Regions from separate parts of the Homo sapiens genome. Here region 1 is linked to region 2. A link is a contact called in ENCODE Hi-C or POLR2A ChIA-PET data. All regions are on one chromosome and are shown on one strand. Each heading gives the region's core, a stretch centred on a gene start or an enhancer-like site at or near the end of the contact. The rest is flanking DNA. Distances are from core to core; before and after follow the strand shown.

The links. Hi-C counts contacts between places; a loop is a spot of excess contacts on that map. ChIA-PET counts read pairs that join two places held with the same protein, here RNA polymerase II (POLR2A).
Region 1: a map of PC-9 shows a loop between it and region 2 (5-fold over the local background). The contact joins the promoter of CDK16 here to the enhancer-like site in region 2. A Hi-C loop is called at or near these places in 3 of 168 maps with a recorded cell type or tissue (HepG2, PC-9 and posterior vena cava). POLR2A ChIA-PET finds 5 or more read pairs at or near these places in 7 of 52 experiments (Caco-2, GM12878, H1 and 4 more).

The regions. Positions count from the first base shown.
Region 1 is chrX:47,215,965-47,219,948 of GRCh38, forward strand. It overlaps CDK16 (cyclin dependent kinase 16), which reads left to right and starts at 2,717. Exons shown (of 16, transcript NM_006201.5): 1 at 2,717-3,141. It overlaps LOC105373194 (a long non-coding RNA gene), which reads right to left and starts at 2,686. Exons shown (of 3, transcript XR_949047.4): 1 at 2,539-2,686; 2 at 1,042-1,170. RefSeq lists silencers at 2,051-2,160, 2,861-3,020, 3,041-3,150, 3,161-3,230 and enhancers at 2,351-2,470, 2,591-2,660, 2,804-3,443.
Region 2 is chrX:47,296,032-47,300,343 of GRCh38, forward strand. No RefSeq gene overlaps it. Among named protein-coding and RNA genes, the nearest start is that of USP11, 65 kb to the left of the region's middle. Within about 2 kb of position 1,985, at least 4 of the 41 ENCODE cell types and tissues checked have a DNase peak (open chromatin) inside an H3K27ac peak, as active enhancers do; they include PC-9, where a contact is called at or near this core.

The DNA of each region.
Region 1 (3,984 bases), core at 1,467-3,966, 79 kb before region 2:
ATTCATACTTCTGTTCCTCAACTAACCAATAATTTATCTACCTTACTTAGAAACAAGATCCCTCACTCTTCTACTCAAACCTGAGTGTAAGGAATAGCTCAACCTGTTCTGAACTGGCTTGATTCCCATCACAGCCTGTGCCCACATCTGCTGCCTCCTGGGCCAGTAGTTCCTGGTCCTGGGCACAGTATATGCCCTTGTCCACCTCCTTCTGATCATTTTATTTTCTTGGCCTGCTCTGCTTGGGTGACCTTATCCTTCCACAGTTTCTTCTTCCCCACTAGGACGTTGAGGACAGAGGCATTTTCCCTTTGGTATCTAGTGGTGATACTGTCAAAGGGAAAGTTTTTCCCACCACAGGAACTTTCCCATTATTGCTCTAGAGTACCCTAGACACTCCACACCGCAGTCCACTGGCCACACCACTACAGCAGCTGAGGCTTGAACACAACTGTTGTCTTCTTTCTCCAGTATGCCAGCTCCTTTGCGGATACTCTATAGACACCTTGTTCACTGCACCTCCCCCATTACGGCTCCATGTCTTCCCCACCACAACTCCTGGATCTCCTTGACACCTTATTCGTGCCTGACACCCTTCTCCATCAAAACAAGCTTTTGAGTCATGCATGAATCCTGGTTGCATCTTAGTTGTTCCCCCTCCACCTCATTCCATTTTACTTCTGCGGTTTGTCTACCAGTCTACCATTGTTAACACCAGCCAGATGGGAGATCAGGGCTTAGCAGGCGGGGGTTGCGTCATTGCACCGAGCCCCCTGCACCCAGCAGCCACAAAGGATAGGGTGGGACAAAGGTTTCTCTTGTCACTGCCTGGAACTATTTGCCCACCTCCTTCTGATCATTTTATTTTCTTGGCCTGCTCTGGCAGGCATTCAACAAACATTTGTTGTGTGCTGTGTGCCAGTCACTTTCTAGGCACGTGAGACAGCAGTGGATAAAACAAAGATCCCTGTCCTCTTGGGGTTTTACGTTCTGCTAGGTTGACACCCAGAATAGATTATAAACACAGTAAGCAAATTGTACCTTAGAAGTTGATCAGTGCTCTTCAAAAGGCGAGGAATAGAGCCCGATCTGGGGATCTGGAATGATGGCAGTGCAGGTAGGAATTTTTAAATCGGAAAGGCTTCATGGAGATGACTTTGAAGCAAGCACCTGGAAGAAGTGAGAGAATGAGGCACGTGGATGTGGGCCAGCAGCATTCCAGGCAAAGGGAACCACAGCAAATGCAAAACCCCTGAGGCTGGATTGTGCCCGTTTCACTCAAACAGCTAGAAAGAGCGCTAGTATGGTGGCAGTGAGTCAGGGGAAGAAGAGGAAGAGATGAGGTCAGAGAAGTGATGAGCCTGTTCTATGCCAAGGCGAGGACTTTTATCTTTGTCAAATATTTCCACTCCCATCATGGCCCGGGAAATCTCACTAATGTAAACCTTACTGAAAATCCTAACTGCTGTGATCAAGGCTGCCATAAAGGGAAGCCCGGAAGAGGCGGGGAGGCTGCCTTGGAACAGGGTAGTGTAAGGATGTGCCAGAAGGCCTGCTGGAGGTTGCAGCCCTTTGAGCTGGACTTGGGGATAGTGTGGTTTTCCAGGCAGAAGGAAGTGAAGGATTAGGTCGGCCTGGTAGTACTTGGCACACAACATGCGCCCAATAAATAAAATGGAAATAAAACCGCGGAGTGTTCTACTTGTGTTGACTGACATCAAAACAAAACAAAAAACCCTCAGAGTGAGGGGAGGCACGGGAGGGGCTGTGCCGGGCAAGAGAGGTGGCAGGAAAATCCAACGCACGGCGCCTATGCAAATACTCGTGTGAGGCAGAAAAGAGGCTCCGCCCCGCTCGAAGTTCCAAGCATGCGCAGTAGCGGCTCCTGCGCCTCTAAGGATCCGCCTCTTTCCTTCTTTCTCAGCCTGGGTTCCACCCCGGGAGGCCCGCTGTATGAGATGGAGGGCGGGCTAAAGGCGGGACGAGACTCGATTGAGCGCAATTATGACCAATCACCTTGCGGAATATTCGGCCTATAGCGAAGGAGGAGCTCAGAACAAAAAGGAGACCCCACCCCCGCCGACGGTGAAAACCTATGAAACCTGGGCGGAGGCGTGCGGAGTCGGGTAGAGAGCGAAATCACGCCTCTTCAGTCAGCCACGCCCTTTATTCTTGCTCGGCCTCGCCACAGAGAGCAAATCAGATTGGCTGGGCGACAACCTCAAAGGGCGGGGCTGCACACGTTCACTACGGGAATGAGGTAGCGGTGGAGGGGGCAGTTGGGCGGGGATAGGCCGTCCTAGCTAAGGTGGTAAAGGCCAATAACTCTTCAGGCTGCCTCTCCTCGAAAAGTCATCTTCTCGCGAACCTTTAAAATGCCTTCCTCCCCAAGCACCTCAAGGGACTAGAACTGAGTGCTTCATTTGTCTTTTTTCCTCCTTGCAAAAGTCCCGTTTGCCACCATGGGGATGTACCAAGTGAGACCGAGTAGGGGGAACGAGTGGTGATTGACGCGCCAGGTTACTGGCCACTGCTCACCTAGGCGCTAGCAAACTTCTGCCAAGATCGGAACTGAGTACTAAACAGCCTCCACAGTTCTCCCTGGTGCCGTCTCCGGCTTGGCGCCGCATCCTCCTCTGGGCTCGCGATGGCCGCGTCCCCTCCCGCTGCGGACGGGTCCTTTGGTACATGCAGTCCGAGGTGAGTCCCCTCCTTTCCACTTCACCCTTCCGAGCGCCTGCGTGCGCATGCGCGGAGCGCGGCGCGCGCGGCGGTTGGGCCGTTGGCTGTTCGGCCCTGGGATCCGCCGCCACTCCGCGATCAGACCGCTCTGTGCCGCGAGCCGCCGTGAGCACTCGGATTCAAGCCGGCGCCAACGAGTCCGGGGGCATCGCCCGCAGCGGCCAAGCTCATGGCCGGCTGAGCGGGACGCCGCCTCCGCCTCAGCCACCGCCGCCGCCGCCGCCTCCTCCTCCTCAGCCGGCGGCGGCCCGGGCCCAGCAACCATGGCTGAAGACTACTGGGACGGGCGCCTGCGGCGAACAGGAGGAGAAGGAGGTCGCGCGGCCTCATCCCGGGCCGCCGCCCCAGGCGCCGCCGCGCCGGCCCCGCGGCTCTGAGGTTGCTCGCGCGCCCCCGCCGGTGAGCGCGTCCCCGAGGCGTGGAGGCTGCCCCTCCTCCTTCAGAACCCACCTCGGGCGGTGCCCAGGGGTCTGGGCTGCGGGGCTGGCAGGTGCCCCCACCCCCGGCGAATTTCCCAGAATGCACCGGGGCGGGGGGTCATTTGGGGCCTCCCTGACCTTGGCCCCGCCCTGGGCCTGTCCTGGGAGCTGGGGTTGGGTAGTGCTGTGGGTGCTAATGGGGACCTGGGGGAGTCAAAGGACCAAAGGGTGTGGAAATGGGTGACAATGGGGTGAAAGACTTGGGGGGGTTGCTGATGGGGGTCGGAGCATGTGGCAGTAAGCCTCACGCCAATAAGTCGTGTAAGGTTCAAGGCCCCGTGTGTGCTTGTGGAAGGAGGGCGGGGTGCGGAGCGGGTGAGGGACCCGAGGGTGTATAACGGGGGGTAGGGTGTCGAGGAAGTTCTAAGACATGCTCATAGGGATTATGTCCGCAGAGAGGCCCGGTGTGTGTTCATGGGGGACAGGGTGGCACAGGTACCAGAACGTGTGTTGGTGGGGTCAGGGCTCTGAGGCCTGGTGCGTGGCGATGAGGCCCTGGATGGTGTTAATACTGCGTGTCTGTCCGTGGGGCCTGCAGTGTGTGAGAATGCAGTGTGTGCTTGTGGAGGGCAGGTAGCTGAAGGACTCGAGTGTGGTGTGTGCGCCAGTGGGGGTCATGGCTGTAGAGGGTGTATGCCTGTGGCCTCGAAGGTCTAGGTAGTTTGGGACCCAGTATATGCTAATGAGGGCAGAGTGGAGGAAGGACCTGAGGGTATCTAACGGAGGAAGGACTGTGGAATACCTGAGCCTGGCCTAAAGGAGA
Region 2 (4,312 bases), core at 735-3,234:
CCTCCTGAGTAGCTGGGACCACAGGTATGTGCCACCACGTCCAGCTAATTAATTTTTCTTTTCTTTTCTTTCTTTCTTTTTTTTTTTTTTAGATGGAGTATTGCTGTGTTGCCCAGGCTGGAGTGCAGTGGCACAATCTCGGCTCACTGCAAGCTCTGCCTCCTGGGTTCATGCCATTCTCCTGCCTCAGCCTCCCGAGTAGCTGGGACTACAGGTGCCCACCACCACGCCTGGTTAATTTTTTGTATTTTTAGTAGAGACGGGGTTTCACCGTGTTAGCCAGGATGGTCTCCATCTCCTGACCTCGTGATCTGCCCACCTCAGCCTCCCAAAGTGCTGGGATTACAGGCGTGAGCCACCGCGCCTGGCCTTTTTTTTTTTTTTTTTTTTTGTACAGATTAGGTCTCCCTATGTTGCCCAGGGTGGTCTCAAACTCCTGAGCTCAAGTGATCCTCCTGCCTCAGTCTCCCAAAGTGCTGGGATTACAAGTGGGAGCCACCACTCACTGCCTTTTTAACTGTTAATTTAGAAATAATGATACATTCTGTTGAAGTTGGAAAAAAAAAGTACAGAGGTTCTGTGAATAATTTATGCAATTTTTGATAACTATAGTATAATATCAAAAGGAGGAAATTGATACTGGTACAATCCACCAATTTAACTCAAATTTCTTCAGTTTTATAAGCACTCATTTGTGTGTGTGTGTGTGTGTGTGTACTGCTATGCAATTGCACCACATACATACACACACACAAATCATTCGTTACACAAATCACATGCGTAGATTCATATAACGACCACTACCATCAAGATTCAGAATCATTCCCTCAGCACAAAGAGCTGCTGCTAGCCTTTCATAGGCCCTTCTCCCCATCCCTGTCTCCTTGACAACCACTAATCTTTTCTCCATTTCTGTAATTGTGTTATTTCAAGAATGGTACATAAATGGAATCACACAGTATAAAACCTTTGAGATTGGCTTTTTTTCCACTCAGCATAATTCCTTTGAGATCCAACTAAGCTGTTGCATTTATCATACGGAGGTACCACTGTTTATTTAACCATTCACTCACTGAACAACATCTGGGCTAATTCCAGTTTTTGGCTGTTATGGATAAAGCTGCTAAAGCCATTCATTGTACAGGTTTCTGTGTGAATGTAAATGTTCATTTTTCTGGGCTAGATGCCCAGGAATGTAATATCGGGTCATATGGTAGTTTCATGTTTAGTTTTATAAGAAACTGTCAAAATATTTTCTGCCAGTCTGTAGCTTGTCTTTTCATTCTCTTCAAAGAGTCTCTCTGAGGGCAAAAATTTTTGGTTTTGATGAAGCTCAATTAATCACATTTTCATTTTATAGATTATGATTTTGCGTTATGTATGACACTTCGTCAGGCCTGAGGTCATGAGGATTTTTTAGGCTGGGGGTGGTGACTCACACCTGAAATCTCAACACTTTGGGGGGTCCGAGGCGAAAGGATGACTTGAGCTCAGGAGTTTGAGACCAGCCTGGGCAACATAGTAAGACCCTGTCTCTATAAAAAGTACCAAAAAAATGAGCTGCGCATGGTGATGCATGTACACCTGTAGTCCCAGCTACTGGGGAGACTGGGGTGGGAGGATCGCCTGAGCCAGGGAGGTTGAGGTTGCAGTGAGCCAAGATTGTGCCACTGCACTCCAGCCTGGGTGACAGAGCAAGGTCCTGTTTCAAAAATAAATAAAAAAAATAAAATAATAAAAAATAATAGTGTACTCTACAGCAAAGGTTTCTGATCAGCTTGTGACAGACTATTAGTGTTGTCACTTTCCTATGTTACTCTTATCTCTAAAGCAAAACCTATTCTTAAACTAAGAATGCTTTTTCTTCTTAAAGTACTAGGACATTTCCATAAGTTCTGGGTCTTTATTCAGTTAGTTAACATTATTACCTTGTTCCCTCAACCATGAACATCTTGTGACCAAGAGTGCCCAACCCTCGGGGAATGTAACCCAGCAGGTTTGGCTTTTTCTGGCCTTTATTTTTTTTGCGACAGAGTCTCGCTTCGTCATCCAGGCTGGAGTGCAGTGGTGCAATCACAGCTCACTTACAGCCTTGATCTTCTCCTGGGCTCAAGCAATCCTCCTACATCAGCCTCCTGACTAGTTGGGACTATAGGTGCACACCATCACGTCTGACTAATTTTTGTATTTTTGGTAGAGAGAGGGTTTCACCATGTTGCCCAGGCTGATCTTGAATTCCTGGCCTCAAGCCATCTCCCACCTTGACCTCCCAAAGTGCTGGGATTACAGGCATGAGCCACTGCACTCCACTCCTTTTTACCGTGTTGTCTTCCAATCCATGAACATGATATGTCTCTCTATTTATTTGGATCTCCTCTGATTTCTTTCATTTATATTTTGTAATTTTTTTTTTTTTTTGAGAAGGAGTTTCACTCTGTCACCCAGGCTGGAGTGCAATGGCGCAATCTCTGCTCACTGCAACCTCTGCCTCCCAGGTTCAAACGATTCTCCTGCCTCAGCCTCCCGAGTAGCTGGGATTACAGGCGTGCGCCACCATGCCTGGCTAATTTTTGTATTTTTTAGTAGAGACGGGGTTTCACCATGTTGGCCAGGCTGGTCTTGAACTCCTGACCTCAGGTGATCTGCCTGCCTCGGCCTCCCAAAGTGCTGGGATTACAGGCGTGAGCCACCATGCCCAGCCTATATTTTGTAATTTTAAAAATACTAACCCTTTACATGTTTTGTTAGCTGTATACCTAAGTATTTTATCTTCTCTAGAGCAATTATGTATGGTATTGTGTTTCAAATTTTGGTGATAATATATAGAAATGCTAATCATTTTTTTTATTCCAATAAAACTTTATTTACAAAAGCAGCAGTCCACCAAGGTCAGGAGTTCGAGATCAGCCTGGCCAACATGGTGAAACCTGTCTCGACTGAAAATACAAAAAATTAGCTGGGCATGGTGGCGGATGCCTGTAATCCCAGCTATTCGGGAGGCTGAGGCAGGAGAATCACTTGAACCCAGGAGGCAGAGTTGCAGTGAGCCGAGATCGCGCCATTGCACTCCAGCCTGTTCCACAAGAGTGAAACTCCGTCTCAAAACAAAAACAAAAACAAAAACAAAAACAGTGGTCCATATTTGGTCACAGGTCATTGATTGCTGGGCCCTACTCTAAGAGAACATAAAAATAACTTGGCCGGGCACGGTGGCTCATGCTTGTAATCCCAGCACATTGGGAGGCTGAGGCAGGCGGGTCACCTGAGGTCAGGAGTTCAAGACCAGCCCAGCCAACATGGCGAAACCCTATCTCTACGAAAAATACAAAACTTAGCTGGGTGTGGTGGTGGGTGCCTGTAATTCCAGCTACTCAGGAGGCTGAGGCAGGAAAATCGCTTGAACCTGGGAGGCAGAGGTTGCAGTGAGCTGAGATCACGCCATTGCACTTCAGCCTGTGCAACAAGAGCAAAACTCCATCTCAAATAAGTAAGTAAATAGATAAATAAATAAATAAAACTTAAAGCAGATATACTCAGGGTTTCTTCTCACAGGCAGAGTTCCATTATTTCTAAATAAGCAAAAAATGACAATTATCTTTTCCATTTAAAAAATTTTCTTTTCTTTCTTTTTTTTTTTTTTTTTTTGAGACAGAATTTTGCTCTGTTGCCCAGGCTAGAGGGCAGTGGTGCGATTTCAGCTCACTGCAACCTCTGCCTCCCGGGTTCAAGCATACTCCTGCCTCAGCCTCCCGAGTAGCTGAAATTACAAGTGCATGCCACCACACCTGGCTAATTTTTTGGATTTTTAGTAGAGACAGGGTTTCATCATGTTAGCCAGGCTGGTCTTGAACTCCTGACCTCAAGCGATCCACCTGCCTCGGCTTCCCAAAGTGCTGGGATGACAGGCATAAGCCACCACACCTGGCCCATTTTTAGAAATTTCTAACGTATGACTGTCAGAAATATCATGATTAGTCCAGGTGTGATGTCTCAAACCTGCAATCCCAGCACTTTGGGAGGCCGAGGTGGGAGGATCACTTGAGGTCAAGAGTTCAAGACCAGCCTGGCCAAGAGTTTGAAACCAGACTTGGCAACATAGTGAGACCCTGTCTCTACAAAAATAAAAAATGAAAGAAAAAATAGCCAGTCATCATGGCACACACCTGTAGTACCAGCTACTTGGGAGGCTGAGCGGGGAGGATTGCTTGAGCCCAGGAGTTCAAGGCTGCAGTGAGCTGCGACCTACTGTACTCCAACCTGGGTGACAGAATCAGACTGTCTCTAAAAAAAAAAAAAAAAAAGCTGTGGGCCG